Linked DNA regions of Homo sapiens: regions 1 and 3 are each linked to region 2. Evidence: read pairs that join two places in POLR2A ChIA-PET (ENCODE). Cell type or tissue: OCI-LY7. All regions are shown on one strand. Links, peaks and the distances in the headings refer to the core of each region. The heading gives the core; the rest is flanking DNA. Region 1 overlaps ACTR2 (actin related protein 2). Region 2 overlaps SPRED2 (sprouty related EVH1 domain containing 2). Region 3 holds the start of LOC124906140 (small nucleolar RNA SNORA74).

The links. ChIA-PET counts read pairs that join two places held together with the same protein. Peaks named below come from ENCODE experiments on the same cell type or tissue, not always from the same donor. Only the 100,000 strongest peaks of a DNase experiment are listed, where the experiment ranks them.
Region 1: POLR2A ChIA-PET joins it to region 2 with 7 read pairs; 3 of 35 experiments call an interaction of 5 or more read pairs at or near these places.
Region 3: POLR2A ChIA-PET joins it to region 2 with 6 read pairs; 2 of 35 experiments call an interaction of 5 or more read pairs at or near these places.

Annotation. Positions count from the first base shown.
Region 1 is chr2:65,243,102-65,254,043 of GRCh38, reverse strand. ACTR2 (actin related protein 2) reads right to left here. Exons shown (of 9, transcript NM_005722.4): 3 at 7,305-7,520; 4 at 2,945-3,017; 5 at 180-316. Among named protein-coding and RNA genes, the nearest start is that of ACTR2, 21 kb to the right of the region's middle. RefSeq lists an enhancer at 3,126-3,295. In OCI-LY7, for the core only: no CTCF peak of the experiment used is centred there; no DNase peak of the experiment used is centred there.
Region 2 is chr2:65,352,884-65,363,825 of GRCh38, reverse strand. All of the region lies in intron 1 of SPRED2 (sprouty related EVH1 domain containing 2), which reads left to right. Among named protein-coding and RNA genes, the nearest start is that of SPRED2, 74 kb to the left of the region's middle. RefSeq lists enhancers at 5,617-5,766, 5,799-6,300. In OCI-LY7, for the core only: no CTCF peak of the experiment used is centred there; a DNase peak (open chromatin) is centred at 6,515; H3K4me3 peaks cover 999 bases; H3K27ac peaks cover 1,334 bases.
Region 3 is chr2:65,155,155-65,166,096 of GRCh38, reverse strand. It overlaps LOC124906140 (small nucleolar RNA SNORA74), which reads right to left and starts at 7,435; the gene lies at 7,237-7,435. In OCI-LY7, for the core only: no CTCF peak of the experiment used is centred there; a DNase peak (open chromatin) is centred at 5,986; H3K4me3 peaks cover 812 bases; H3K27ac peaks cover 1,206 bases.

The DNA of each region.
Region 1 (10,942 bases), core at 5,554-8,053, 110 kb after region 2:
TTCTTTTTTCTTCATGTGTATAAATCTTATATGAATTTTTATATAAATAAGGGAGGTAATTGGATAATTTCTCTAGTGGTACAGATTTGCTGGAATCCTAAAACGATAGATTCAATTCTGTGTTAAGGTGGTAAACAAATTACAAAATTTAATTTCCATGATATTTTCCTTTCACTTACCTTGATAAGATATCTAGTTATATCCCTCCCAGCAATATCCAGTCTCCTGGTAAGATGAGGGAGAGAAAAGCCTTCATATACTGGGCAAATGTGAGTCACACCATCTCCAGAGTCTACCACTACACCAGTCAATAAACCTGCATAAAAGCCAGGGGGATTTAAATAAAAAGTCAAATCAGGAAAACCAAAGCCAGCGAGTTCCAAATACAGTAGGGAAGCCAAAACAGAAACGTAACCAACTAGAAGCCAGAATTTATTATTTAGTTATTTTGCAGTTTGTTTCTAATGCATAAGTATTAAAGCGAGTGTTCTCTTTTAAGACTTTTAGTCTACTATTATGTGCTGTCCAAGGAGATGAGAAGAAACAGACCCTGAGACTGAGGACTGAAAAACAGGACTTTTTTTTCCTTTTTTTTTTTGAGACAGGGTCTGGCTCTGTCACCCAGGCTGGAGGAGTACAGTGGCTCAATCTAGGCTCACTGCAATCTTCATTTCCTGGGTTCAAGTCATACCTCCCACCTTAGCCTCCTGAGCAGCTGGGACTACAGGCATGCACCACCATGCCTGGCTAATTTTTGTAATTTTTTTGTAGAGACAGAGTTTCGCCATGTTGCCCAAGCTGGTCTCGAACTCCTGGCCTCAAGTGATCTGTCTGCCTTGGCCTCTCAAACTGCTGGGGTTACAGGCGTGAGCCACCACACCCAGCAGAACACGTTCTTAAAGCTCTGTACAATTCTTTATTTTTTTCAACTTAGATAGTTTTGAATATACTACAAATAACATATACTGTGTGTTCTGGAAAAATGCCTATTGATACTAGACAGCTAGAAATCTAAGAAAAATTAAACATGGCTAGCCAAAGCATCACTTTGATTATTCACTGGAACTTATAATAAAAGGCAATGTCAGTTAAACCTCATAATAAAAGAACAGCAAAGAAGCTGCTTTGTTTCCCCTGTTTCCTCAACCTCCTGGGCTCAAGTGATCATCTCACCTCAGCCTCTCAAGTGGCTGGGATTATAGGCATGTGCAACCACACCCAGCTAATTTTACTTTTTATAGAGATAGGGATCTCACTATGTTGCCTAGGCTGGTCTCAAACTCTGGAGATACAGCAATTTGACCACCTTGGCTTCTCAAAGTGCTGGGATTACAGCCATGAGCCACCATACCTGGTCAAAAAAACTTTTTTTATTTATTTTTATTTACATATTTTTTTTGAGACAGAGTCTCACTCTGTCGCCCAGGCTGGAGTGCAATGGCACAATCTCAGCTCACTGCAACCTCTGCCTCCTGGGTTCAAGCGATTCTCCCGCCTCAGCCTCCCAAGTAGCTGGGATTACAGGCACATGCCACCATGCCCAGCTAATTTTTTGTATTTTTTTTTTAGTAGAGACGGGGTTTCACAGTGTTAGTCAGGATGGTCTCGATCTCCTGACCTCGTGATCCACCCACCTCGGCCTCCCAAAGTGCTGGGATTACAGGCGTGAGCCACCACACCCGGCCTAAAACTACCTCCTTTTTAAGTGGATATAATTCCTTGATGCAATAAGCCTCATAAAACTCATATACAGCCCTTGAATGTTGTACTCTTTTAAAAAGAAGAGGATTTCCATTGCAAAAAAGAAAAAAAAAAGGAGGAATTCACACCATCATCAATTCAAAAATACTCCCAGGAACACTGACTAATGCAAGAATTTACATTTTATTTCCCAAAGAGCCCTCCCTACCCACCTCACCTTATTTTCTACCACTTCCATCAGGTCACACACATACTGGCCTTTCTCCAAACACACTTGACCCATTTCCAGTGCCACACTCTTTTCCCACTGGATTATCCCCTGAAGTGCCTAAAAGACTCCTTGGCACATATCTGACAGGCCCAGACATTCTCAGTAAGTTCCTGTTGAATTTATAAGACCATAAAAAAAAAAAAGAGCTCTCCCAACGTGGCCAATATTTTATTTCCAATAAAGAGGGAGGCAGTTGCTAATGGCAATATCAAGAGAATATATAAGTAGTCCCCTCCATTAAACCCACCTCAAAAGTTAGAAATGCACTCCCAAATGTTTACCTTCTCCTTTTTAATCTACTATATATTTGACAGGCATGATTTTATGCTACCTTTTTGAATCTCTGCGTATTTTTTTTAACTCAAGCCAATTCTGGGGACAAATTCCATGCATAAAAAATTAAAATAGCTATGCCAGGCACGGTGACTCATGCCTGTAATCCCAGCACTTCAGGAGGCTGAGGCGGGCGGACTACCTGAGGTCAGGAGTTTGAGACCAGCCTGACCAATATGGAGAAACCCCATCTCTACTAAAAATACAAAATTAGCCAGGTGTGGTGGCACATGCCTGTAATCCCAAATACTTGGGAGGCTGAGGCAGGAAAATCACTTGAACCCAGGAGGTGGAGGTTGTGGTAAGCCAAGATTGCACTATTGCACTCCGGCCTGGGCAACAAAAGCGAAAATCTGTCTCAAAAAAAATTTAAATAGCTTAAAAGAGAGAATATCCTATTTTTTAAAAAATAAGTCTTTAAGCCTTTTTTTTTTACCTTAAATACATATTTAGCAAATAAAAATGTATATAAAATCTTATTTCACAAATTTTAAAAACTGAAAATATTTCAAAGTGTGGTATATAAATAATGTAGTTTTCTGGGGCTTATAACTTATTGAGAAACCAAATTCTCTGACATAAAACATACATAATAAATGTTTGATGAAGTGTTTTTTCTAACAGTTAAGCTTAACCTACCTTGAGCGTACAAAGTCAGAACTGCCTGGATGGCTACATATACACCGGAAAACTGGTAAGTTTCAAACATTACCTGTAAATGCAGACAGAAAGAAAAAAACTGGTATTTAGAAAATTACATAATAAATAAATGTTTTCCTCATGGTCACAGAGTGAATTAATTGCCCAAAATAGAATCAAATGGACCTGAAATAGTCTTCCATTTTCATCAGCTCCTCTTATTTCTTATTGAAGTCCTGCTGCCACAGAGCTCCAAATCTGAAGACAGATTTCTAAGTCCCCAAGCATTTCATAAGCGTGACAAAGCAAAGATTTCTTAGTGTATTAGTTAATGACTAATTAGTGTGAAAGAAAGCTCTCTGTATTGAACAAGACTTTCTTAATTGATATCCCTTAAGGGAAATTCTTTTTTTTTTTTTTTTTTTTTGAGATGAAGTCTCACTCTGTTGCCCAAGCTGGAGTGCAGTGGCGCAATCTTGGCTCACTGCAACCTCCACCTCCAGGGTTCAACTGATTCTCCTGCCTCAGCCTCCTGAGTAGCTGGGACTACAGGCATGCACCACCATGCCTGGCTAATTTTTGTATTTTTAGTACAGACAGGGTTTCACTATGTTGGCCAGGCTAGTCTCGAACTCCTGACCTCATGATCCACCCACCTCGGCCTCCCAAAGTGCTGGGATTACAGGTGTCAGCCACCACATCCAGCCAGGGAAATATCTTTTTTTTTTCTTTTTTTGAGACGGAGTCTTGCTCTGTCGCCCAGGCTGGAGTGCAGTGGTGCCATCTCAGCTCACTGCAACCTCCACCTCCCTGGTTCACGCCATTCTCCTGCCTCAGCCTCCCGAGTAGCTGGGACTACAGGCGTACACCACCACACCCGGCTAATTTTTAGTATTTTTAGTAGAGACAGGGTTTCACCGTGTTAGCCAGGATGGTCTCCATCTCCTGACCTCATGATCCGCCTGCCTCGGCCTCCCAAAGTGCTGGGATTACAGGCGTGAGCCACCGCACCCGGCCGGGAAATATCTTTTAATTCGAAGACAAAATATAGAAATTGCTTTACAGAGCCTCGTACCCCCTCCCTCAATCTGGGCCAAGAGTGTAGCTCTGTCTACCCTGAGCAGCTTAAAAATTAAAAGAAAGAAAGAAAGAAAAAATAAAAAACCCAGTAAAATGCCACGGCAAAGACAAAAATCAATGGTTAATTCCTGATTGCTGGAAGATACAGAAATGGCTTAGCTGCTGAGCCCAGTCCCTACTTGAATCAAGACTGTAATTACAACCTCCAAATGAACTACCCTGGAAGGAGGAGTTCTTTCCTTTTTGCCCTCACTGGTCACACACATGTTCATTCTCTGTAGCCCAGGTCAGCTGGGAACATCCTGCATGATTTTTTTTTTGGTGATCTTGACTGAGCACCCCTTGACTGGTAGGGTTGCCTATCACTCTGAATATCTAAATATTTAGAAATTTTACAACTGACCACAATGAAAATTACACAGAATTTAAATTCTACAACTCTGAAACACATACTCATCAATTAAGCAATTAGATAGTCTGAATAGTATTTTATTCCATCATCCTTTATTCCACCTCCACAGGGATGAAAATGGAAGAATGATCATATATATGCACATACCAATGTGAAAGCATGTTAATGAGATTAAGGTAGGACACTATCAGTCATAGACATATTTGTAGTCATAAACAAATAAGAATATTAAAATATAAGCCATAAGAAATCATATGGATTCTTTAAAACCATGATCTTAGATTTTCAAAACACTTAATACAAAAACTGAGTTTTAATACAGGCTTTAAAAATACTAACAACATTTTCTTCTAAACCCTTTCAAAAATTTCCATCAACATTTAAACATATTCGTAAACAAAATATGTACATTAAACAGTAACTGGAAAGCTACAGAAGTTATTAAATTTCTACTTCATATATACAAAAATAAAAGAACCTTGAAAAATTACTTATTTAAACTATGAGGATCATAGCTCTCTTGCTCTCTCTTTCCTCTGTAACTGCTTATTTCATTATTTCATTAACTTTTTTTTTCTTTTTCTTTTTTCTTTTTGAGACAGAGTCTCGCTCTGTCGCTCAGGTTGGAGTGCAGTGGGGTGATCTCAGCTCACTGCAACCTCCACCTCCTGGGTTCAAGCAATTCTCCTGCCTCAGCCTCCTGCGTAGCTGGGATTACAGGCGTGCACCACTATGCCCAGCTAATTTTGTGTTTTTAGTAGAGACGGAGTTTTGCCATGTTGGCCAGGCTGGTCTCAAATTCCTAGTCTCAAGTGATCCACCCGCCTTGGCCTCCCAAAGTGCTGGGAGCCACCTAGCCCGGCCTCAATAACGTTTTCAATCTCCTTCTGCTGGCTCCTCCTATCTCTCTGGTCCTTGGCCTTTTCACCACTGTCTACCCTCTTCTTTGTTGAACCGTATCATTTATAGCCCTACCTTCAAAACAGACCTATAATCTGGTAATTTCTCACTATCTCTACTACTACTACTTCAATCCTAACCATCATTATCTTTTGCTTAAATGACTGAAAAAGTCTCCAACTCTTCTATCTTTGCCTCCTTGTGGGATACTCACAACACAAGAGAAATCTAAATCTGAGCATCTCCTTTTCCTGTAACAGCCCCATATTTCACCCACAGTAAAAGCCCAATTCCCTTTTTTTCTTTTTGAGACTGAGTCTCACCCTGTCGCCCAGGCTGGAATGCAGTGGTGTAATCTCGGCTCACTGCAGCATCTGCCTCCTGGGTTCAAGCGATTCTCCTGCCCCAGCCTCCCAAGTAGCTGGGATTACAGGCACGCACCACTATGCCCAGTTAATTTTTGTATTTTTAGTAGAGATGGCGTTTCACTATGTTGGTCAGGCTGGTCTCGAACTCTTGACCTCGTGATCCGCCCACCTCGGCCTCCCAGAAGTGCTGGGATTACAGGCCTGAACCACCACTTCCAGCCGCCCAATTCCTAATTAGAGCCTACAAGGCACCAATATTACTTACTCGACCTCATCTTCTGTTGCTCTCTCCTCAACCACACTGGCTTCCTTGCTTATTCTTTAATATACCAAGCTTGTTCCTAACTTAAGACCTTTACACTGGCTACTCCCTTTATCTGGAATACCATTCTCCTATATACCCTGGCTAACTCACTTACCCTGTCTGTTTAAACATCACCTTCTCACAACCTATGTACAATTACAACCTCCCACTCCCCGTTAACCTGATTTATTTTGCCTTTAGCATCTACAGCTGATCCATGAATAACAACAAGTTTGAACCACACAGGTCCACTTATACACGATTTTTGTCAATAAATCTTTCCTGCCTCCCCTTGCACCTCTTCTGTCTCTGCCACCCGAGACAGCAAGACCAACCCCTCCTCTTCTTCGTCGGTGTGAAGACAATGACGATGAAGATCTTTATGATGATCTACATCCACTTAAGGTATAGTAAATGTATTTTCTCTTATGATTTTTTATTTTTTTTTGAGACGGAGTCTCGCTCTGTCGCCCAGGCTGGAGTGCAGTGGCACGATCTCCACTCACTGCAAGCTCTGCCTCAAGGGTTCACGTCATTCTCCTGCCTCAGCCTCCTGAGTAGCTGGGACTACAGGCACCCGCCACCACGCCCGGCTAATTTTTTGTATTTTTAGTAGAGACGGAGTTTCACTGTGTTAGCCAGGATGGTCTCGATCTCCTGACCTTGTGATCTGCCCGCCTCCGCCTCCCAAAGTGCTGAGATTACAGGCGTGAGCCACCGCGCCCGGCCATGATTTTCTTAACAGTATTTCCTCTAGCTTACTTTATTGTTAAGAATATAGTATATAATACATATTATGTTATCAGTAAGGCTTCTGGTCAACAGTAGGCTATTAGAAGTTAAGTATTTTGGGTGGTAGTTAAGTTTGCACGTGAGTAGGGAGGGTTGGTGCCCCTAACCCCTGCATTGCTCATGGGTCAACTGGATCACTCACCTTCTAACAAACCATTTAATTAACTCTGTAACTGCTTATTGTATTAGCCTTTTCAGTCTCCTTCTGCTGGCTCCTCCATAAAAACTTAATTAACTTAATTAACTCACTAAATTAAAAACTTAATTTTTTTGGTCTGTTTTTCCCTGTTAGAATATATACACTCCATGGCAGTAGGATTTTTTGTTTACTGATCTATCCTACTTTCCTACTTAGAATAATGACTAGCATATAGTAGATACTTAATAAGATCTGAAGGAAAACAATTATTTTTATTCTCTTTATCCATAGCAACAGTAAGAAAATTTTTGATTTAACATAATATCACAGAAATACACATATGCATATCCTGCATAAAAACTCACCTCTACAATCTTCTCTCTGTTTTTGGTTGGGTTCATAGGAGGTTCTGTGAGTAAGATTTTACAATTTCTGGTATCTATATTAAGTTTCTCTGGTCCAAATGTGTAGTCCCACAGGTGTTTCATGTCATCCCAATTTCGTACTATGCCATTTTCCATAGGGTAGTTAACTTCTAACATTGATCGTAATTCACTTGCCTCATCACCAACCATAAGATCCTAGAAAATTATGTCAAAGCTGTAGATCAAAGTTTTGCATAATATTTAAGAAAACTTGGGAATAATTAATTTTAATATTTCTGACACTTGCAAAATAAATCTTTTTATTCCACAAGTTAGAAAATCTTTTCTATCAAGAACAATGTCTTAGAAAGTTTAATCATGGATAATACATTTTTACATACAATGTGGTTTAAATCAATAAATTGACCTTACCTTTAACACAAATGTTTCCAAAAGAAGAGCATTAGCACAAATAAACCCCACATTTTCATATTTTGGAGGGTTTTGTATGAGGTTTCATCTGTTTCTTTTGCTCAATTGTTCAAAAAATAAGGCCTGTGATATGTGAAATAGCACATCAGGGGGAAAAAAACTTGTAGAAAAATGCTCAATGCATGCAGCACATTTCTTTGCACTAAATATCAAAATGATAAATGTAAGTACTATAAAGCATAATGAAAGAAGCAAAAAATAAAATGATTCTTTATTACTCTATAATAATGCATACATACACCAACTAATAAATAGCACAAACTTCTATCTACATATGCCTGAATAAGAATTTAAACTGTTTCTACATATGCCTCACCAAGGTGAATGAGAATTTGTAGAGTTATAAAAAATTAAGATATAGGCAAATAACCCATCCTTTAAAATTGTCTCCTGAGCAACATTTTCAATCTTAAAGTATACTGGAAAACTACACCATCACACATGAAGCATAATACTCACAAGTCTTGTCTCCAATGAGAGCATACTTAAGATGACCCACATTTGAAAGTCACATTTTCTATATATAATAAGTAAGGATGTCCTAGCATTTAGACTTATTTTTAGAGAACAGCTAGTCAAGAGGTTAAATAATACTAATTTCTACATATGTTGATAAATTCAATTAAAAAAACTAGTATCAGAAGTAGATATTTGCTACAATACGTTAAGTTTTAATTATGGAGAGACAAAAAAAAGCAGCAGCAAAATTAACACGAGATTATTTTTTTGAGACTGAGTCTCGCTCTACTGCCCAGGCTAGAGCGCAGTGGCATGATCTCAGCTCACTACAACCTCTGCCTCCCAGGTTCAAGCGATTCTCCTGCCTCAGCCTCCTGAGTAGCTGGGATTACAGGCACCTGCCACCACGCCTGGCTAATTTTTGTATTTTTAGTAGAGATGGGGTTTCACCATGTTGGCCAAGCTGGTCTCAAACTCCTGACCTCAAGTAATTCACCCATCTCGGCCTCCCAAAGTGTTGGGATTACAGGCATGAGCCACCACACCTGGCCAACATGAGATGTTTTAAAACAAAGGCTTAAAAATATATGAGTTTTAAATTAAAAAAAAAAGAAAAAGAAAATATCAGAGATGAAACCAAGGTGAGGACTCTAACAAAAAACCAAACAGATCTCTGGAAAATCCACTAAAAGCATCAAAAAGTATAACAAAGTTAAAAACAGATGCTAGAAATGCTCAGTAAAAATTTGTTGCAATTTCTTATGAAGTTCATTTACCATAACTTACTAACTTATTACTCAAATATCTGAAATATTAAATGTTTACACTCTTTTTTTTTTTTTTTTTTGAGATGGGGTCTCACTCTGTCACCCAAGCTGGAGTGCAGTGGTGCCATTATTGCTTACCACAGCCTCAACCTCCCCAGGCTCAGGTGATCCTCCCACCTTAGCCTCCCAAGTAGCTGGGACTACAGGCTACATGCCCAGCTAATTCTTGTATTTTTAGTAGAGACAGGGTTTCACCATGTTGCCCAGGCTGGTCTTGAACTCCTGGGCTCAAGGGATCCGCCCACCTCAGCCTCCCAAAGTGCTAGGATTATAGGCATGAATCACCACACCCAACCGTTTAGATTCTTCTATGAGGAATATGCAAAACTAAAAATCTGTATTTGTGAATTCTAGTTAATAACATGCACATGTTGAAGTATTCAGGGAGAAGTATACTGGTATCTGCAACTTACTTTGAAATCCATCAAAAAACAAGATGCACTGATGAATGAACAGATGAACAGATATGTAATAAATCAGTATGATATATATTAATGTCAGAATCCAGGTGATGGATATACAAGTTTCATTGTAAAATCATTTCAATATTGCTACATTTTCTTAATACTGCTTAATAAAATGTTAGGGGGGAAATCTATACCTGTAATTATATATACCATTTTTGTTACTAACTTTACGTCTTTTTTGTGTGTTGTACAAGATAACAGATTAGATAATTAGATAATATAATCAGTATTATTTCAACCAATTTGAAATAAGTCTGATCTGATTTCAACAGAAATTTACTTTTTATTTAATGTACAAATAGGGGCTTACATTTACATGACCCAATGCCAACTCTAAATAAATGCCTCATGTATCTACTTCTAGGACCACACATACTATAAAGGATTAACTGAAAGAAATGTTTGGAATTGAGTATCCTTACCTTCCTCAGAACAAACAGGACATTTAAAATGGAGTATTAACTTATTTAAGAAGTACAAAGTTTGACTATACAAGCTATCCAATTAAAAAATTTTCATATCGAAAATTTTAATAAAAAAATCCTACTAAGTGTTATATAACTTGCCTTCATCACTCAGAACCAAGTTATAAGTGATCAGATCAGACCTTAGGTTTTAACCACCTGCCCCGCCACTGAACATCACCTATCTGAAACAATGAAAAAAATCACAGTAACTGAGATGCTGTTTCAAAGGTATTTATACTTCATGAAAAGTGGGTAGTAGGGATTACATTTGCCAAGAATCATTTTGAACAATGTCACCTCAAATTAGAATACAGAGTAAACTCAAGTTCAAAAGCACAATTAAATCCCTAGAAGAAAATTCCACTGAAAACATTTGTTTGTTTGTTCAATTAACTAATAGAGGCAGGGTTTTGCTCTGTCACCCAAGCTGGAGTGCAGTGGCCCTGTCATCACCCACTGCAGCCTCAAACTTCTGGGCTCAAGCAATACTCCTGCCTTAACCTCCCAAGTTGCTTGGGAGGCACATATCACTATGCCTGGTTACTTTTTAAAAAACTTTCTATAGAGACAGGGTCTTGCCATGTTGCCCAGGATGGTCTTGAACTCCTGGGCTCAAGCTATCCTCCCACCTCGTCCTGCCAAAGTGCTGGAATTATAGGCATGAAACACCTCACTCGGTCAAAAACTTCTGTTAAAATAAGCCTACACTGTTCTCTACAAGCGCACTCTTTCCTTTTCTTTTCTTTTTTTTGAGATGGAGTCTCACTCTTGCCCAGGCTGGAATGCAGTGGCGTGATCTCGGCTCACTGCAACCTCTGCCTCCCGGGTTCAAGCGATTCTCCTGCCTCAGCTTCCTGAGTAGCTGGAATTACAGGCACACACCACCACACCTGGCTGATTTTTCTATTTTTAGTAGAGATGGGGCT
Region 2 (10,942 bases), core at 5,011-7,510:
AACATTTTATAAAAACAGGTTTATGTAAAATTAGTATAGATCACCTACCAACATTTAAACATCCTTATTTGTATTTGGAGGGAGACCTGTTTGTTACAGAGTCTGCAGTCTGTCCTTGCTGTCCGGATGTGTGGTTTATGGATGTGTGGTCATGATGATCACTGCCTCAGGAGGCTTGGCCTGTCTATCGCCTGCTGTCCATTGCTCACTGTCTGCTGTGATATTGTCCTCCCCACATCTGGAGTTTATGGTCATTCTGCCATACTGGGTGGGATTAATAACACTTGTAGGTAAATCTTATATCATTATCTAGAAATAGCAACATTCCTGTGTAGCTCAGAAAAGCCAGAGACAAGCGTGGATCAGCCTTCTAACGACATAAACTCCTAAATGTACAAATGGGATGAATGATCACCCTCTTATCAAACCAGCATGGACTTCTGTGAACCCTGAACATTCTTCCGGGTACATGTTTGCTGACAGCTTGTTGCGTCAACTGCACCTGGATTGTCTTGAGCTATATGTGGCATAGTTGTGGAAACCGTGCGCATTCCCAGTTGGAATTTTTTTTTTTTTTTTTTTTTTTGAGACGGAGTTTTGCTCTTATTGCCCAGGGTGGAGTGCAATGGCACAATCTCGGCTCACTGCAACCTACGCCTCCCAAGTTCAAGTGATTCTCCTGCCTCAGCCTCCGAGTAGCTGGGATTACAGGCATGTGCCACCACACCCAGCTAATTTTATATTTTTAGTAGAGACAGGTTTTCTCCACTTTGGTCAGACTGGTCTCAAACCTTTCAAAAAAAAAAAAAAAAAAAAAAAACAAAACATGATGACCATAGAGAAAGCAAGTGCTGCAGAAGCAGGCTGGCCTGCTCGCCCGCCTCGGCCTCCCAAAGTGCTGGGTTTACAGGCATGAGCCACCGTGCCCAGCCGTTTTTTTCTTTTCTTTTCTTTTCTTTTTTTTTTTGAAATGGAGTTTCACTCTTGTTGCCCAGGCTGGAGTGCAATGGCATGATCTTGGCTCACTGCAACCTTCACCTCCCTGGTTCAAGCGATTCTCCTGCCTCAGCCTCCCAAGTAGCTAGGATTACAGACATGCACCACCACGCCTGGCTAATTTTGTATTTTTGGTAGAGATGGAGTTTCACCATGATGGCCAGGCTGGTCTCGAACCCCTGACCTCAGGTTATCCACCCACCTTGGCCTCCCAACCCAGTTGGATTCTTATTTGCCAAGGTTTCTTCATAACAGGTGACGGCCGGGCGCAGTGGCTTACGCCTGTAATCCCAACACTTTGGGAGGCTGAGGTGGGTGGATCACCAGGTCAGGAGATCGAGACCATCCTGGCTAACACAGTGAAATCCCATCTCTACTAAAAATACAAAACAATTAGCTGGGCGTGGTGTCGGGCGCCTGTAGTTGCAGCTACTGGGGAGGCTGAGGCAGGAGAATGGCGTGAACCCGGGAGGCGGAGCTTGCAGTGAGCCCAGATCGCGCCACTGCACTCCAGCCTGGGCGACAGAGTGAGACTCCATCTCAAAAAAAACAAAAACAAAAAAAAACAGATGATGACCATAGAGAAAGCAAGTGCTGCAGAAGCAGGCTGGCACTTCAGCCCTCTTAGAGCTTTTGGCTTGGGATGAGAGTGATACCTTCTTTGCTGCACATCTGAGAGCAGCTCAGACAGTTAGCTGCATCATCTTCATAGAGTTCAGTGTATAAGAACTACAGCAAGATTACTATCTCTTTCTTGATTTCAATCGAAGAGATGACTTCATTCATTCATTTGTAAAGATTCTTCAGATTGGAGATGTCCAAGCTAGATTTGGCTTTTTTTGTTGTTGTTGTTTTCTTTTAAACACATGTTCCCTGTACCCATCCAGTGGAGGAGATGGGTTGCCTGTTGTTGCCCTGGCCCTGTGGGGCTCTGCTGTTTGACTGGGCCTCTTGAATTCCATTAAATGAAGCACAGACAGCATGTGTCATAAAGGCTGCTTGGGAGGGGTGAAGAGCAAAATTAGTGTCTGTGGGTGGGCATGTGTTCTCATCACGTCGCCAGAGAACTGCAATGTGCAAAATCTGGCTGGAACCTGTTCCAAAGAAAAATAAAACAGCCCCTTTTTCCCTGCTTTGAGTAATATTAAAAAACATCGCTTAACCCCCATGTAGAAGAAATGGAACTGTCAGGAAATTCTTGTGATTATGTGTGTGTGTTTAATAATCTGTGTGTTTAATCTTTACAACTGAGGTTAGAATACAAGAGATGAAAAGGGACTAATCATGAAAAATATTTTGGTGTATTCTGTTGCTGGTGTTGTAGACATTGTAAGTGTTCTTTCTATTAAAGTAGAACTGCCTAAGGATTAGAGGAATTTGTCAGAGCTAACAATTCAGGGAAAATCTATTTTGTTTAACTTTCTTCTGTTCTTCTTTGAAATGATTTTGTAAGAAAAGCCATTTTTGTCTCAGTAAAACCAGTACCAAAGGAAATGTTTGTGTTTTTCTTATATATGATTCACCTGGTACCCCAAGGAACAAAGCAAAGCCAACATTTACACTTACATTTGAAGCATAAGATCTTCCTTTTATAGTTTTCTTGAGAAGGTCTTGCATATTTATTAATTGCTCCTCATAGTATAGAAGAATGCTTTTTAAGGGAGGGTTGTGATGTATGTAGTTTGCATAATGGGGACATATGTTACTTTTGTAATTAGGGGAAAGTTAACTTTTTAAATAGTGTTAATGTTTACTCCTTTTTTCTTTTAAAAGAATTTTTTAATAAAAATAGAGATGAGGTCCCACATTGTTGCACAGGCTGGTCTCAAACTCCTGGGCTTAAGCAATCCTCCTGCTTTGGCCTCCCAAAGTGAATGTTTACTTCTTAAGGACTGCAGAAATGCTCCTAAGCTAAACCCAACATTTCTAAATTTGGGGTTCTTTACCTATTTCAAGTAGCCTCTCTTTGTTTCACAGTTTATCTTTTTTTATTGTGGTAAAAAACACATAACATAGCGTATATCATCTTAACCATTTGTAAGTGAACAGTACAGTAGTGTTAACTATATCCAAGTTTGTATAATAGATCTCTAGAACGTTTTCATCATCCAAAACTGAAACTCTTTCCCAATTAAACAACTCACTCCCCTCCCCAGCCCCCCGCCTCTGGCAACCACTGTTCTCCTTTTTGTTTCTAGGACTTTGACTAGTCACATTTAGATAGCTGGTGTAAGCGGAACAAATCATGCAGTATTTCTTTTTGTGACTGACGTTTCACTTAGCACAATATCCTCAAGATTCATCCATGTTATAGCATATGACAATGTTTCCTTCTTTGTTAAGGCGGAATAATTCCATTGTATGTATGGACCACAGGTGTTAAGGTTAATTCGCTATATGCGAACACACAAGAAAAAGTTAACACAAGAGCTTCCATATATGCCAGCAACTCACTGCTGGGTGTGCGGCAGTTTTCAGGGGATGGCATATCCAGGATGCTTTCAGTGACTGTGACTTTCCTGGAGAATGAAACTGTGTGAAGTTAGTCCTGAGAAGTGGCTGAAGCACACCAGTGAGTGAAATGAGCAGAGAGTTGTTCCTTTTGACCAACATTAAGTCGAGGGCCCTTCCACCTGTCAGTAAAGCTCTCTGGTGGAAGAAGTTGGCAGTAGCCACTTGGTTGTCCTGTCTTGAGCAGTGGTCTTTTGGTCTTTGTTTTTTTTTTTTTTGTTTTTTTTTTGTTTTTTTTTGTTTTTTTTTTTTTTGAGATGGAGTCTCGCTCTGTCGCCCAGGTTGGAGTGCAGTGACGCGACCTTGGCTCACTGCAACCTCCGCCTCCGGGGTTCTAGCGATTCTCCTGCCCCAGGCTCCCGAGTAGCTGGGACTACAGGCACACAGAACCACACCAGGCTGAGTTTTGTACTTTTAGTAGAGACGGAGTTTCACCATGTTTGCCAGGCTGGTCTTAAACTCCTGACCTCAGGTAATCCACCCTCCTTGGCCTCCCAAAGTGCTGGGATTACAGGCATGAGCCACCGCACCTGGCCCAATTTTTTGCATTTTTGGTAGAGACGGGGCTTCACCGTGTTAGGCAGGATGGTCTGGATCTCCTGACCTCATGATCCACCCGCCTCAGCCTCCCACAGTGCTGGGATTACAAGCGTGAGTCACTGCGCCCAGCCAGCAGTGGTCTTTAACCACCACAGACTGCATGACTTAAAGCTTGGTTGGGCTCCCTGCTGCAAACATGTTGGTGATGGCCAGGAAAGCCCAACTTCAGCAGCTTAGCCACGCAGGGTTTCAGTTATCTGTGAAAATCATGAGTCTTGAAAAAAAATGCCTTCTAGTGCCTCCACAAGCTAGTTGGCTTTGGGAGGTGGAGATAGCTCTAGTATTTCCTGGAGTTCTTTCTGAATCAAGTACTTCAAACTACACTACTCCCTTATAAATGAAAAAATATTTTAAGACTAACGTGTTAAAACTGAGGAAGCTTGGTAGCTAGTTGGCCTTTACATTATCCTTGCTGCCTAGTTCTTTTATGTCAGGAAAGTAACATGGGAAATATGTGTACTGAGTGGATGGCTCTGTCTTGTTATAACTCGGAAGGAAATTGCGCTTGTAGGACAAATCCTGTCCCTCTGTGTAGTCAACTAGTCAAGAATCCATTGCATCATGACTATATCCTATGAGCCTGACACTTGACTTAATTGCTCACCAACAGTCATTGTGACCCTAAAAGGAAAGAATTTCCCCAGTAACACTTAAGTTGGGATTTGTAAAATAACATCAGTACGGATCCTTTTAGAGCCATTCAAGATTCAGTGGTGCCACATTCTGAGGATCCCCAAAATGAAGCCTAAATCAGAAGTTTAAGAAGAATTCCTCCTCCTTACCTTTTCTCCCTCACCCCACCCCCAGATAGGAAAGCCCTTGGCCAAAACCCAGCAAGAGCTGAGAGGAACTGGCCTTTCTGGCAGTGGGGAAAGAGGCTTCTTGTCAAGGAGACTGTCAGTAAGCAGTTGAAACATTTGGGAATATTTTTCCACGTTGATTGGGCTTTCGTGGGCTGGATTGGGAACCCAGTTGCCCACCATTTTATGTTTTTTCTGTAGGGAAGATACATTCCAATTTCAAACAACTGACTTACGTTTGGACCAGAAATTATTTGTCACATTGAAGCAACTTAAACCTAAGTTGCAACTTGATGTGCACTGAGCTGCTTTAGCAGAGGTCTATAAGAAATGTCTTTCCCTATTTTTAAGCTAAATAATTGCTTTGTTACCTTTTCCTAACATTTTCTCCTTTTCACTCTGAATGTAGTAAAGATTGGGGCTGGGGAGTTCATGTTGAGTCAACTGATAAGGCAGATAGAATCAACTGTTTGGGAGAAAAAGGGTAGATCTCTCTTCTCTTCTTGGCCTGCATTTGTTCCATAAATATGTCATGGGGTTTTTCTTCCATGTGGCTAAAGAGAATCTCACATTTGTGGATGCGTAAACCCAGCTAGATGACCAGGTTGTACCTTTTATTTTCCCCCAGAGGATCTTATTAAACTTATTAAAACTCAATTTTCATCATTTTCTTGCTTTTTCAAAATACTTGGATAAACCAGTTTCACTCCTGGAAACTTCATAATTGTGTCATAACACTGGCACTGAGAGAACATATCTGTTAGTCTGTCATGGTTTCAGGTCTTTGTGGTTTCAAGTTTTTTCTCTACTCAAAGTATACTCTCAGTTGCATTTTACTGCTGAAAGTTTTCTGATCTGCTTTTGTAGGGTATTTTAGTGGCTTAAGTTTGCTAAGCCCTCTGCCACAACTACAGGACTTTAAGGCCATTTTTTTAAAACACAAAGCATGAAAAGGGATCAAAGTTGAAAGGGTCTCAAAAGTCATTTGTGGTCTCTACCCCTCATTTTACACATAAGGAAACTGAAGCTCAGTAATAAGAGTTTGGGGTGCCTCACCCGGTTGTGAGAAGATGTGTAATGGAGGTTAGGTCAGGTTAGGTCACCTGTCCTGACTTACGGCACTCATTACAACAGATCCAAAAAGGAATTACCTCTATTGGTGTGAAACTTCAGCAGGATGAGTAGGATCACCCTCTAGCTCTGTGATTTTTTCATGTAGCTGTGTTGCCAGTGTTACCTCTTCATTTCTCCTTAGAATTCCTTTCACAATCAGTTGCCTATCCAGTAAATTTCAAGGGACCAAGATAAGGAATAACTTATCCTCCAGAGCACCTAACTTGAATATGCGCACTTCTGCCACCACACGAGGTCCTTTCAAAAGTGTGATCGGGGGTTGTCACAGAGACTGATCTTAGTCCTTTATCTGTCCCTAATGTCAGTGACCTTGAACAAGTCCCTTCTGCAGTCTGGATTTTAATTTTTCCACGTGAGAGAGGAGTCTAGCATAGACGGTTTCCACAGTTCTTTGTATGAATAGCTTAAGAGGTGGAACTAATGTGAAGACCTGAACTCTGCCTTCGGGCTGACCTCTATACCACTCTCCAGGAGGGAAGTGAAGCCGTCCAGCATGCTTCAGGGAGAACAGGTGCCTTGACTGTGTGTTGTTTGTTTATCTGTGTGTTTAGCTCTCCATCTCTAATGAGGGAGGTGGCAGAATCCTAGAAAAAAAGGAACTAAATGCATTAGTAATTCTTGCCATCTGAGAGGGCATCCATTTCTAGTGGACCTGTGGGAATATAAACAGGCTCTTAAAAATCCTGTCAGCTTATTGCTAGCATGATCTGCTGATTTTCCTCCCTCCTCTATAGGTTAAATTATCACCTTCTTTTGTTTGAGAGCAGGTTTTTTGTTTTGTTTTGTGTTTTGAGACAGAGACTCATTCTGTTGCCCAGGCTGGAGTGCAGTAGCGTGATCTTAGCTCACTTCTAACTCCGCTTCTCGGGTTCAAGCGATTCTCCTGCCTCAGCCTCCCAAGTAGCTGGGATTACAGGTGCCCGCCATCACACCCAGCTAATTTTTGTATTTTTTTAGTAGAGACGGGGTTTCACCATGTTGGCCAGGTTGGTCTGGAACTCCTGACCTCAGGTGATCTGCCCACTTCAACCTCCCAAAATGCTGGGATAACAGGCATGAACCACCGCGCCCGGCCAGAGAACAGGTCTTATTAAGGGCTGGCTTGTAAAGGATTTTGTAGGTTTAGAATTTGGTATTAACATAGTTTGGTAGAGTCATTTCCTGACCTTCTTATTAGGTTTTCTTTGGGGTAGAGGGCAGGTGGTAGATAGCAGGTACACACACACAAAAAAAAAAAAAAAAAAAAAAGAGGGAACTGGGGAACTGCACTCTAAATAGCAGAAAGAAAAGTAATCAGATTCTGTTTAGTACCATTATCAGCATCTTGTAGATTTAGTGTTGATTTCCATTTAGAAATCAACCATAACACTACAAATCTCTCACTCTCCCAATATTTATGATTTTCAGGTGTTCAGAAAAGTTGAAAGAAGTGTATGCTCAACATCCATATGCCTACCACCTCAAGTCTGCAATTAGCATTTTGCTATTATTGTTTTATCATACACATATCTATCCATCTATCTCCATCCATGATTCCATGTTTTTTTAAATGCATTTCAAAGTAGGTTGCAAATATCATGGCATTTCTTCCTAGACATTTCAACGGGTGGGTTATTACATACTCCCTTCCTTTGTTTTCTCCAATAATGTGAAAGAAAGCAAAAATATTCTGAGAAAGTCAGGCATAGGAGTTCAAGGGCTGCAATTTAAAGCCCTAAATTGGAGATTATTAACTTTAAACAACTCCTCTTTGCCATTTGTTTTTTGAAGTACCAATTTTTCTATTACATGTACACTTTAATGTGGTGAGAGTTAATTTTGTTTAGTAATCTGACATTTCCATTAGCTGGCCTTTGGGGTTTAAATGTGGATCACAAATACCATTTTTGGAAGGGTGTGTAAAACAGAGGGAAAGTCAGAAAATTACTGCTTCTGGAATAAAAAGTAGAAGAAACGTTTCTTCGGGATGGGTTATTTTGTTTGCTTTAAGATGGTAATCTTTTGATCTTGATTAATTATGAACTCCAGAAGTTCAGGCTCAACTCAGTAAAGCAGACAGACAATAAAAGCAAAATCATAAACCTAGATTCAGACTTTGGCCTCTCAACTCCCAGTACTCCCTCACTGCAACCTCTGCCCCCTAGGTTCAAGCGATTCTTGAACCTCAGCCTCCTGAGTAGCTGGGTTTACAGGTGTCCACCACCATGCCCGGCTACTTTTTTGTATTTTTGATGGAGACGAGCTTTCTCCATGTTAGCCAGGCTAGTCTCAAACTCCTGACCTTGGGTGATCCACCTGCCTCGTCCCCCCAAAGTGCTAGGATTACAAACATGAGCAACCACACTTGGCCATAAATTTTATTTTTTAAAGTAGTTTACTCATGTCAGAGCCATTCGTGTTTTCGTGGTTTTTGAAAAAAACTCAGAACTACCTCTGACACATGCCTTGAATGTCAACAATCTTTCACAGTAAAATCTTCCCATAATTTCCTAAATTAATTGTAGAGCCTTCTTTAAGGTGATTTATCTGCTGCACAGATACGTGACTGATACAGAGGCCCCTAACTGGTTGACTAGGAAACCCACCAAGGATTTAAGAGGCATATGCCCAGGAGTCTCCAGTTCCCTGGTCCCCCAGGATGAGAAAATTAGGATTTCTGCTATTAGTAAGGATTAGAGCAAAGAGTTTTCAAACTTCAAGAAAAAGTTGTTCCATTCTTCGCTGATTATAATCTAATTACTAAACTACCATGCCTGTCCTGCCAGTCCCCCCAGGCCTGACCTCAGCCCTCTGCTGGGCTTTCCTTCTCCTGGGCCAGGTGCATTACTCACCTCAAGAGGTACTTGCACAAGAAGAACATATTGACAAGAGAAAATTGCCCAGGAGCCATTTTTTAAAAATCTGTCTTAGACATTACTTCTAAAATTGGCTGCCTGTGTGCTGAAGCTAAGATTTACTTCAGCGAACACTTCGTTGCCCATGTTTAAAACTGCCCCATGTTAGGGTTTTAGGTTGAACAACCTTAACCTTTATTGTGTCCCAATTACACGTGGTCTGTCATCTTGTATATATTTAGTATTCTTGTGGTTTATAAATTTGAGTACTGAATTAAAATGCTGAAAAGATTTAAAAAAAAAAACCAACAAATATAGTGGTATCCTTAAGACATTTTTGATAGATTAAATAAGTATTGATAAAATCAAAAAGTTTCTATTAAGATTTTTTTTTTTTTCATGAGAGCACTGTAGATAGAATCTAGCCAAATCACTCTTTTCCTGTGCAGGATTTATACGTGTTCAAGCTACAGGAGATAAACACTTAGAGGTGAAATTTAAAATTGCGTTTAAACACAGTACAATGCAGTGAGTCTAATGTAACTTTGTCAACCTTGCTGAAATGGAAACCAGAAAACCAGCATTTTATGAGGTAACTTCCAGTGTGCCTGGGCATTGCTAATGCCGTGGGTATCACCACCTTCTATTTACAGTCCATATAGATTTGCCGCTAAAATTGGGGCTTTCTCTGAGAAGATGATGGGGGCACTAGAAGCTCCAACTTCCATCTGCCACAGTAGGTTTTTCAAGCTTACCAGAACTGTCACTCAGGGCTCCCAGGCTCGGGGGATGTCAGAGGATCCCTAATTGCCTGCCGGTATTTTCCCAACTACTTCCTCAAAGGCTCCTAAGCCTCTGTAAAGCTTACGTGTTTAACTTCCAGCTCTGATCTTTGTTCCTTTGTGTCTTTGCTTCATTTCCTTTTTTTTGGCCCTTGTGGGTCACAGGACACAGCAGGAAAGAAAGGAGGCCAGACTGGTGCATGGCACACTGCCTTGTACCCTTGACTAAGGACAGCTGGGCAGAGCATCCATTCCACTCCCAAGGATGTCTGCAAGGCAGGTGCAAGATAATGTGCCAGAATGTGCAGTATACATGCTGCTCTGGCTCTAGTGACCTGGAGGTGTAAGGTAGCACTCAGCGATGGGGAAATATTTATATTTAAATTAGGATTTAACATCAGTGATAAGTTAAATCTATATTATCTAAATATTAAATCTATAATATTTTCCTTTAAACTGAGGTTTAAAGGAAAGTATAGAGGCACATAGAATGCTAAATCAGCACTGTATGTTAAACAAGGTATGGGCATATATTTCGAACCAAAATTGCTCACTTATAAAAATAGGGATTCACAGCTTATTTTTAAAGGAGTATTTCTGTATTAAAATTTCAATAGGAAAACTAAAATACTAGAGGTCCAAGTCTAGCAAACTTTGACTTGTTAATACTGGTTCTGAAGAATGATTGATAAATTATTAAGTTTAATAATCATTTATATGCTGACCAGTGTCTTCCATGATAATGGAGGAAACGGCCTCTTTTAATATGTGCACTGGAAAATAGTGTGTGGGTGAGAGGTTTATTTATATGCTTCAGTGTAGCTAGGTAGCATGAACAACAAAGATGCTCGGCTTATCCAAGGCATGAGGAGGGACATGCCCCTTACCTCCCTCTTTGGGAGAGGGTAGAACTTGGACACAGAGGGCGCTAGTGACCTTGCAGGACAGCAGTACTTACTGGCTTTACTCATAGATTCTGAGCCCAACAGAGTGAAGGAAAACCTATTTATACCCCCTCTGAGGCTCCTGCACATAAGCAGGACCCCTGGCTTTTAGCTTAATTGGTTCCTGGATGAAGGTCATATCCCCAGTCATTGTAAAGCAAAGACTACCACCGCCACCTCCTACACACACCTTTTAGGTACCGTGTTTTGTATAAGGGTTCTATTCCTAAAACTCATTCCATACCATTTAAAAAATACATAAATTGATAATGAAGATAACATATTTTTAAAAATCAAAGCTGGCTGGGCCTGGTGGCTCACGCCTGTAATCCCAGCACTTT
Region 3 (10,942 bases), core at 5,016-7,515, 200 kb after region 2:
TTTGAACCCGGGAGGCAGAGGTTGCAGTGAGCTGAGATTGTGCCACTGCACTCCAGCCTGGGCGACAGAGTAAGACTCTGTCTCAAAAAAAAAGAAAAAGGTTATTCAGTGACAAGGATTGTGATGCTGAGGCAGGAGCTGCTAGTGAAGTCGGTAGGAAAGAAGCAAGGGAGGTGGAATGCAATTAATGTTAGCAGATCGCCTGGCCCTGCGAAATGGACGTGTGGGCTTTTACAAGACACAGATATTTTCACATCAACTCTAGATGCTTTGTTACTGGGGAAGAACTTGAGAAAAAGGGAAGTGTCTCCATGCAACGGCAACAAGGGAAACTCACTATGCAGCCAAAACAGGGAGGAAAACAACTTGTAAAAGATCATGTGTTAGTAAGTCAGTTCATTCATTTATTCAACCATTCAATCAGCATAAACTCCAAAGCACTGTGCGGGAGGTCAAGAACATGGCAATAAATGAGGTATGAAAACAGTACCGTAAGCCACCCCCCTGGCCAAGTCTTCTCCTGGTTGTGTGCTGCCATCTCAGAGGAAAGGTGGGGCTGAGAAGGCTGCACCCCCTCCAAGCCTGCCTCCCACCCCTCCTCAGCCCCACTAACAGTAATACCACTTTCCCTGTCCTCTTCAATTCTCTACCTTCTACCCATGGGGCTTGGCTTCTCCCATCCTCCCATCCACCTTCCCCCAACTACCAGGATAGTCCTCAAACCATAATAATCCCAAGCAATCTACTTCTGAGGCTGACTTTTGCAAATAATTCTATGGGAGTGAGGCAGGGGGTGATTTCTAGGACCCAAGGAAGCAAGAATGGGGCTTATGTCTGGAATGAACAAATTGAATGAATAGTTACACTTTGGTTGTGTCTCTTAAGCAAAATAACCTATAATGAGCACTTTAATAGGCCAGAAATTAAAGGAAGTGTACAAGGCAGAGCAGAAAGGAGGAGCAAGGACCGTTCAATTCCCATCCTCCGAAGTGTTTAAAATCCTGCTGTCTAAGGTCCAGATTACTTGGGTTCAACCCGGCTTGTCCATTTGTCACTTGAGTGACCTAGGACAGATCCTTTCACCTCTCTGTACCTGTTTCCTTATTCACAAGGTTGGAGGAATAGTTATTTCACAAGGTTACAAAGATAAAGCCTTGGGAGCAGCACCTCGCATGTAACAAACACTACATGTTAGCTGAACGCATGATTTTGGGCCCCTGTGCCATTGTGACAGTCAGGACAGGCCTGCCCACTTCCCCCAGCTCTCTTCTGCAACTCTATTCCTGGTGGCCCGTGGGTAGCTCTTGGACAAAACTCAACATACCCAGTCTCCCAAGACTAGCAGCAATTCCTAGTGACAACAGTTTAAATTCATGTTAAGCTGAAAAAGGAAGTCTGCGTCAAAGGAACAAATCTGCAGAGGTTTCCCTGGTCCAATTGTGTAGCTCACCTCTGAGGTTATTACACAAAGTACTTTTATTCTTCTTTTCTAAACTTCCTGCTTCTAGATTAGGCCTAGGGAACCTACTGCTGCATTATAAAGCCCATTTCAGTGCCTTTCTGCATCCCTTGGCAACCCTCCTAGAATGTGGAAGCAGCTCATTTAAAAATAGAACTCTTTTTTTTCTTTGGTCCTTCTACACTTAGTAGACAGTGTACTAAGTGGAAAAATAGTCATCATAGTCTTTCCCCCCATTTTCTTCCCTTCTCTCTGCCCCTCCTCTTTTCTTCTCCACTTTTTTTTTTTATTTTTTTTCCCCTTTTTTCCTCTGTTTCTTTAAATCCCTCCCTATGGGTCAGAATGGAGCTGATTCTGTTCTGGACTTCATTTTGTTCTGAACTTCATTTTGTTCTGAACTATATAGACACAAGTCTAGGAAATGGTAGTTTCTTTTCTGAACTTGGTGCATGGCTGAAAGATGAGACAGAAGAGGTTCCTGGACAAAGAACAGGAGATGAAGAGAAAAGGAGCTGGCTCTGGGAAGGGGCTTAGAGACATTTCCCAAGCTGATTAGTTCGTTACTAGCAATTACTATTTAGCCTCCCACGAGTGGCCAGACTTAGATTCTCTTAGAATGAAATTCATAATGCTAGAGCCAAGCATTTCCTTGGTCTTCAATCCAGTGTCTTTTATCTCTGGATTTCTTTTCTTTCTTTCTTTTTTTTTCTTGATACAGAATCTCTATCTGTCACCCAGGCTGGAGTACAGTGGTGAGATCTTGACTCACTGCAACCTCCGCCTCCAGAGTTCAAGTGATTCTCCTGCCTCAGCCTCCCGAGTAGCTGGGACTACAGGCGTACACCACCACGCCCGGCTATTTTTTGTATTTTTAGTAACGACAAGGTTTTGCCACGTTGGCCAGGCTGGTCTCCAACTCCTGACCTCAGACGATCTGCCCACCTTAGCCTCCCAAAGTGCTGGGACTATAGGTGTGAGCCACCGCGCTTGGCCTTATCTCTGGATTTCTAGCTACAGCCAACATCAACTTCTTTTTTATTATTTATTATTAAATACATGTCTGATGTTAGTTCCACATATGATTTATTTTGTTGGTTGTTATTTTCTGAGTCGTAAAGGGAGGGGTTCCAGTGTTCAGGAAGCCCAAAATGAATGAAATTTGCTTGACTGCTTAGCAACCTCCTACCTAAAAATCAATCTTTTGAGCCGGGCGTGGTGGCTCTTGCCTGTAGTAGTCCCAGCTACTCAGGAAGCTGAGGTGGGAGGATCCTTTGAGCCTAGGAGTTCAAGGCTGTGATAAGTCATGACCATGCCAGTGCACTCCAGACGAGGTGACAAAGCAAGACCCCCTGTCAATAATCAATCAATCCATCTGTTTGTAGTTATGCCCAAGGACCAGGTACAGGAAAGGAGTTTGCCCTGAAGCTGCAGATACCCTATTTTATGTCAGCTGTGGACAGGCTATGAATAATATTTACGACGAAAGAAGGTAGTTTCAGTTTTTAAAAAAAATTTAAATATGTCTTGCTTCTTTGAACAGTCATACTTTTAGTTTTTAACCAGTTTATTTTGTGTAGGTTGATGTGAGGAGCACTTTTTAAAAAGTGTTAACTCTGTGGTTAAAAAAAAATCAAAATTGTCATTCAGCTTCTTAATTTCCTAAATTAGCCTCTGACTTTGATTGATTGGTTTGCTTTGAGTTTGTGCTGAAAACTGAACTGAATCTTTGCCAATTCAGACAGCAATACTGTGACTTGATATCTTCTTCTTCTTTTTTTTTTTTTTTTTTTTTTTTTTTTTTTGAGACAGGGTCTCACTCCTCTGTCACCCAGGCTGGAGTGCGGTGGGGTGATCACAGCTCACTGTAGCCTTTACCTCCCAGGCTCAGGTGATCCTCCCACCAGAGCCTCCCAAGTAGCTGGGACTACAGGTGCACAACAAAGCCCAGTAAATTTTTTTGTAAAGATGGGGTTTCACCACATTACCCAGGCTGGTCTTGAACTCCTGGACTCAAGTGATCTGCCTACCTTGCCCTCTCAAAGTGCTGGGATTGCAGGCGTGAGCCACCATGCCCAGCTGACCTCTTCATTCTTTATGGAGTCTATGCCCCTGGGTGTATTAGGGTGCTCATTTCAAACAATCAAAAGGAATTATTTGATTCCTTTTGTAATTACCCCAGTCTTAAGAAGACTAAGAAAAAAATAGTTTGTTCCACAAGTGTGAAGAAGAAATTCTGAAATTAGAAGGACAATTTGCATGCATGCCTTTTGTATCTGCCTCTTTACATTTTGGTAAATTTCAGCAATCAGCTGGGTGCAGTGGCTCATGCCTGTAATCCCAGCACTTCGGGAGGCTGAGGCGGGTAGATCACCTGAGGTTAGGAGTTCAAAGGCAGCCCAGCTACCATGGTGAAACCCTGTTTCTACTAAAAATACAAAAATTAGCCAGGCGTGTTGATGTGCACCGGTAATCCCAGCTACTGGGGAGGCCGAGGCAGGAGAATCGCTTGAACCTGGGAAGCAAGGGTTGCAGTGAGCGGAGATCGTGCCATTGCACTCCACCCTGGGCAATAAGAGTGAAACTCTGTCTCAAAAACAAAAACAAACAAACAAACAAAAATCAGCAATCAGAAGAAAGTGTCCGCCCGCCCTACATTACATCTACTTTCTCAGGTTCCTCCTCCCTTAATGGCTGCTCCTTCTCCCAGACCTCTTACCCTTGGGGTGCCCCAGGGCTCCTTCCTTGACCCTGGTCATTGTCTGCATTCATTTGCTTCGTTCTCATTGATTTGGGGGATTTTACATTCCTTTCAGGAATGCCAGAGTATTCAAGAGTGAAGCAACAAGATGTTTCCTACTCTGAAATGGCTCAGTTAAACAAACAAATAAAAGCGTGTATAAATAGACAAATATGGCTGGGCGTGGTGGCTCATGCCTGTAATACCAGCACTTTTGGAGGCCAAAGCGAGAGGATCGCACGAGCCCAGGAGTTTGAAACTAGCCTGGGCAACAAAGTGAGAACCTGTCTCTATTTTTATTTTAAAAAGATAGAGAAATATAGAGCTAATATGGCAAAATGTTAATAATTGTTGAATGAAGGTAGAAGGTATATGTACTAAATGTATGCACATTTGTGTATGCTTAAAAATGTTCATGTTAAAAGGATGGGAAAAAATGAATAACTATTATCTATCTATATACTTACAACTCCCAAATTATGTCTCCTGCTCAGCCTCTCTCCTGAACTCCAGATTCACATATCCAAAGCCCACTTATGACCCCATTTGGATGTCAAAGCAGTGTATCCAAAACTGAACTCCTGATCTACCCCCAAGCCTGCTGCATCAGCAGCTTCCCCACCACAGCTGATGACAACTCCATTTTTTGTAGTTGTTTAGGCTTCAAACCTTGGAGTCACTTTGACTCTTCTCTTTCTCTCCCAGCCCGCATCCCATCCCTCTGTAAATTCTGTTGGTTCTGTTTGCAGAACTCATCCAGAATGTGATCCTTTTTTACCCCTGCCACTCTACACGCTGGTTTGAACCACTCCCAGCTCTTGCCTGGATCATTACAGTAGGCTCCCACCTGTACCACCTGGTCTCCTTGTTTCTGTCTTGTCCCCTTCAGTCTATTCTCAACAGGGAGGCACAGAGCCCCCCGCCCCCCCGCCCCCCCGCTTTTATTTTTTTTTATTTTTTTATTTTTTTTTTGAGACGGAGTCTCGCTCTGTCGCCCAGGCTGGAGTGCAGTGGCACAATTTCGGCTTACTGCAACCTCCACCTCCCGGGTTCAACGCCATTCTCCTGCCTCAGCCTCCCGAGTAGCTGGGACTACAGGTGCCTGCCACCATGCCCAGCTAATTTTGTTGTTGTTGTTTTTTTTTTTTTTGTATTTTCAGTAGAGACGGGGTTTCACCGTGTTAGCCAGGATGGTCTTGATCTCCTGACTTTGTGATCTGCCCGCCTTGGCCTCCCAAAGTGTTGGGATTACAGGCGTGAGCCACAGCACCTGCCTCCCCCGCTCTTTTTTTTTTTTTTTAAGACACTGTCTTGCTCTGTCACCCAGGCTGGAGTGCAATGGCATGATCTCAGCTCACTGCAACCTCCGCCTCCTGGGTTCAAGCAATTCTCCTTTCTCTTGCCTTAGCTGCCCAAGTAGCTGGGATTACAGGCGCTGCCACCACACCCAGCTAATTTTTGTATTTTCAGTACAGATGGGGTTTCACCATGTTGGCCTGGCTGGTCTCGATCTCCTGACCTCAGGTGATCCACCCACCTCGGTCTCCCAAAGTGCTGGGATTACAGGCGTGAGCCACTGCTCCTGGCCCACAGAGACCCTTTAAAATGAAAGCCAAATTGAGTTCCTCTCTGCTCAAAAGTGCTTTGTTCAGAGGAAGCAAGGAAACAGTGGAAACTGAAATCCTTCAACAGCCCTAGGCCCTACCCAATCTCCTTGACCTTCCCACCTGGCCCGCTATGCAGTCACTTTGGCCTCCTTGCTGTTTCTGGAATAAGCCACTATACTGCTTTCTTGGGACTCTGTGCAGCTGTTACCACTTCCTGGATTGTTCTTCCCCTAAACATTTGCACCGTTTGCTTAAAATTACTTCTCAACAAAGCCTACCCTTAAGATTGCAACTTGCTTCTCCACACATGCCAGATCCACCTAACCTTGATCTTATTTCACTATAGCACTCACCACCTTCTAACACATTACCTGATTTCCTTATGCATTATGTTTCTCGTCTGTCACCTTCACTTGAATATCAGCTTGGTGAGGATAGGGATGTTTTACTTGCTGTTACATATCATGTGCCTAGAACAGTACTCAGCTCAGTGTGGGGCCTGGCACGCAATATTTGTGGAATGAATAGGTACACTTTGGTTGTATCTCTTAAGCAGAAAGACCTATAATGATAACGTTTATAAGTCAAAAATGAAACTTGGCTGGGCACAGTGGCTCACGCCTATAATCCCAGGATTTCGGGAGGCTGAGGTGGGAGGATGGCTTGAGGCGGGGAGTTCCAGACCAGCCTGAACAACATAGTGAAACTCCATTTCTACAGAAAAATCAAAACATTAGCCAGGCGTGGTGGTGCACGCCTGTAGTCCCAGCTAACTTGGGAGGCTGAGGTGGGTGAATTGCTTGGGCCTGGGAGGTCAAGGCTGTAGTGAGCTGTGATCGTGCCACTGCACTCCAGCCTGGCCAACAGAGTGAGACCCTGTCTCAAAAAACAAAATAAAACAAAAGCAAAAACAAACAAACAAAAAAATTAAACTTGGCTGGGCATCGTGGTTCACACCTGTAATCCCAGAACTTTGAGAGGCTGAGGCATGAGGACTTCTTGAGCTCAGGAGTCAAGACAAACCTGGGCCACATAGCAAGACCCTATCTCTAAAAAAAAAAAAAAAAAAAAAAATCTTTTTGAAAGAAAAGAAATTAAACTGAACCCAAAACTTTTTTTTTTTGAAACAGGGTCTTGCTGTGTCACCCAGGCTGGAGTACAGTGGCACAATTTTGGCTTACTGCAACCTCCACCTCCTGGGTTCAAGCGATCCTCCCACCTCAGCCTCCTGAGTATCTGGGACTACAGGTGTGTGCCATCAGGCCCAGCTAATTTTTTGTATTTTTAGTAGAGACAGGGTTTCACCATGTTGGCCATGCTAGTCTCGAACTCCTGACCTCAGGTGATCCGCCCGCCTCAGCCTCCCCAAGTGCTGGGATTATAGGCGTGAGCCACCACACCTGGCCTCAAAATTATTTTTTTCAACAGAAAAGATTGTTTGCACTCAGATTAGGACCGACTCCACAGGAGTCATTTCACTCTCAGAAGTGCAAAACACTGCCCAAAGGTATACTTGGCCCCACACCAAAACAGCACCCGGAGCCAAGCCTCAATTAAGACAGTGCTTGCTGTTCCAACAGTGAAACACCATCACAGGCATCACACTAGCCAGGAGAGCTAACGACTGCTGGATAAAACTTTTAAAATCCAGAATCCTGAGCTATACTTTCCTTTCACTTCAGTTTGTTCTATATTTTTTTTTTACTACAGTTGTACCAAGCTGTCTGTGAATGGCCTCTTTTGTGAATGATTTCATTGTTCTTTTTATTCTATTTGTTGCAATTCTTGGAACTCCTATCAATTCAGCTGTTTCATTGAAACTTTGTACTTCCTTAAAGGAAAATGACACAACTCGATATATTAGAATTAATGTGGGTTAAAGTCAGAATAAGAATAATCTCCCTTTGACCTGGCAAAATTTAAACAAGTGTCCTATGGGATATGAAGATGTACCTTTGACATCCACTGTTTTTTTTTTTTTTTTTTTTTTTGAGACAGAGTCTCACTCTGTCACCAGGCTGGAGTGCAGTGGCGGGATCTCAGCTCACTGCAACCTCTGCTTCTTGGGTTCAAGCGATTCTCGTGCCTCAGCCTCCCAAGTAGCTATGATTACAGGCACACGCAAGCACGCCAGGCTAATGTTTGTATTTTTAGTAGAGACAGGGTTTCACTATGTTGGCCAGGCTGGTCTTGAACTCTTGACCTCAAATGATCTGCCTTCCTCAACCGCCCAAAGTGCTGGGATTACAGGAGTGAGTCACCACTCCCGACCATGACACCCACTGTCATTAACACTCACCCACATCCTCTACATTCCATGGCAAGCCAGGTTCTTCCTAAATGTTGTTAGTCCCTTGGACTAGTATGAAAAATTGCTTTTTGACAATATAATTAGATTTCTCCCAACCTTTCTTGGCTGACTTCTTAAAAAGCAGAAGCAGAGTTATCACTATGCTCCCAGGAAGAGCTATTTATGAAATGTAACATAATTCTTACGGCCAGGCATGGTGGCTCACGCCTGTAATCCCAGCACTCTGGGAGGCTGAGGCGGGCGGATCACGAGGTCAGGAGATCGAGACCATCCTGGCTAACAAGGTGAAACCCCGTCTCTACTAAAAAATACAAAAAAATTAGCCGGGCGTGGTGGCGGGCGCCTGTAGTCCCAGCTACTTGGGAGGCTGAGGCAGGAGAATGGCGTGAACCTGGGAGGCGGAGCTTGCAGTGAGCCGAGATCGCGGCACTCCAGCCTGGGCAACAGAGCGAGACTCCGTCTCAAAAAAAAGAAAAGAAAAAAACCCACTCACCCACATCCTCTACATTCCATGGCAAGCCAGGTTCTTCCTAAATGTTGTTAGTCCCATGGACTAGTATGAAAAATTGCTTTTTGACAATATAATAGATTTCTCCCAACCTTTCTTGGCTGACTTCTTGAAAAGCAGAAGCAGAGTTATCATTATGCTCCCAGGAAGAGCTATTTATGAAATGTAACATAATTCTTTTCTATAGTAATTCTGCTAGTAAAAATAGCCTATTCTAGAAGGTAGCTCCTCTTTTTTTCCTAGCTTGACCATATTTATAGACATGTTAAATGCCTTTCTTAGTGTCTCAATAATAAATCTCATAATTGTATTTATTTATTTATTTTTGAGACAGGGTCTTGCTCTGTCACCCAGGCTGGAGTGCAGTGCTGCGGTCACGGCTCACTGCAGTCTTTACTTCGTGGGTTCAAGCGATCCTCCCACTTCAGCCTCCCTAGTAGCTGGGCCCACAGGCACCTGCCACCACACCTGGCTAATTTTTGTACTTTTTGTAGAGACAGAGTTTTGCCATGTTGCCCAGGCTGATCTCGAAATCCTGGCCTCAAGCAATCCACCCACTTCCGAAAGTGCCGGGATTACAACAGGCATGAGCCACCATGCCTGGCCAGTCTCGTAGTTTTAAATGGATGAAAAGCCAATGGTTCACAAGTTCATCTGATCCTTTTTACTCCCTCTCCTCCCTTTTGTTGGTGTATGAAAATTGCTAAATTCAGAGAGAAAAGACAACTAATATAAGGCACTAAATGGAAATGAAAGTAAGTTGAACAAAGGATTTAATAAAAAAGACTGATTCCTGAAAGAGAAAATGATAGAGCTAACATGGCAAAAGATGAACAATTGGCGAATTGGGCAAAAGGTATCAGAGAGCTTTTGTAGAATTCTTGTAGCTTTTCTGCAAGTTTGAATTACTTAAAAATAAAGAGATAAAAACATGTCTGATCTTTTTGGGCTAAGTATTAGTAAATAAGTCATCAATATCTAGTAGCTGCTAGGGATACAATGATGAATCATGCATAGATCTCGTCCACAATCTAGAAGGAGAGAGAGACATGTAAATAAATGTCTCAAGATTATGAAGTGGGGCTCCTTCGTTTCAGCAACACTGTGGCACCAGTGAACAGGTAATCAGGTTAACAAAGTCAGCTGAAGCTAACAGTCCTCTCTGCCTAGGAGGAATTTTCAAAGGGAATGGGAAAAAACCTGTTTTACAATTCTTAGACTCCTCAGTTCTACCAAGGTTATAGAAAGGAGAGAGAGCCCATTCCCTGAGGGAGGAGAGCTGGAATGCCACCTTCTTAATCCCACACTTGCAGAACAATGCCAAGAGGATACCTTGGAGAACTTAAAATGCATTTCTTCAGAGGGGACAAACAGAAAACCAAAAACAAAATGGCAGATGTAAACCCTAACTTATTATTGAAAATAAATAGTCTAAAGACAGCAGTTAAAACACAGAATTTGGACCAGGAGTGGTGGCTCATGCCTGTAATCCCAGCACTTTGGGAGGCCAAGACGGGCAGATCACTTGAGGTCAGGAGTTCGAGACCAGCCTGGCCAACATAGTGAAACACTGTCTCTACTAAAAATACAAAATTTAGCTAGGCGTGGTGGCAGGCGCCTGTAATCCCAGCTACTCGGAAGGCTGAGGCAGGAGAATCACTTGAACCAGAGAGGCGGAGGTTGCAGTGAGCCAAGATTATGCCATTGCACTCCAACCTGGGGGACAAGAGCAAGACTTCGTCTCAAAAAAAAACCAACCAACCAACAAAACAAACGAACAAAAAACACAGAATTTGGTCTGGGTGTGGTAGCTCAGACCTGTAATCCCAGTGTTTTGGGAGGCTGAGGCAGGAATATCACTTGAGGCCAGGAGTTTGAGATTACAGTGAGCTGTGATTGCACACTGCACTCCAGCCTGGGTGACAGAGCAAGACCCTGTCTCTCAAATAGTAGACAGGGAAAGTGTAGACCCTGTCTATTATTTTCAACTTGTACCAGAAGAGAAACTCCACTGAATAAAAATGCTGATATTGATAGTATTAAACAATTATGGGGTCTGGGTGCGGTGGCTCACTCCTGTAATTCCAGCACTTTGGGAGGCTGAGGCAGGTGGATCACCTGAGGTTAAGAGTTCGAGACCAGCCTGGCCAACGTGGAGAAACCCCCTCTCTACTAAAAATACAAAAAATTAGCAGGGCGTGGTGGCAGGCAACTGTAATCCCAGCTACTTGGGAGGCTGAAGCAGGAGAATCGCTTGAACTCGGGAGGTGGAGGTTGCAGTGAGTGGAGATCACACCATTGCACTCCAGCCTGGGCAACA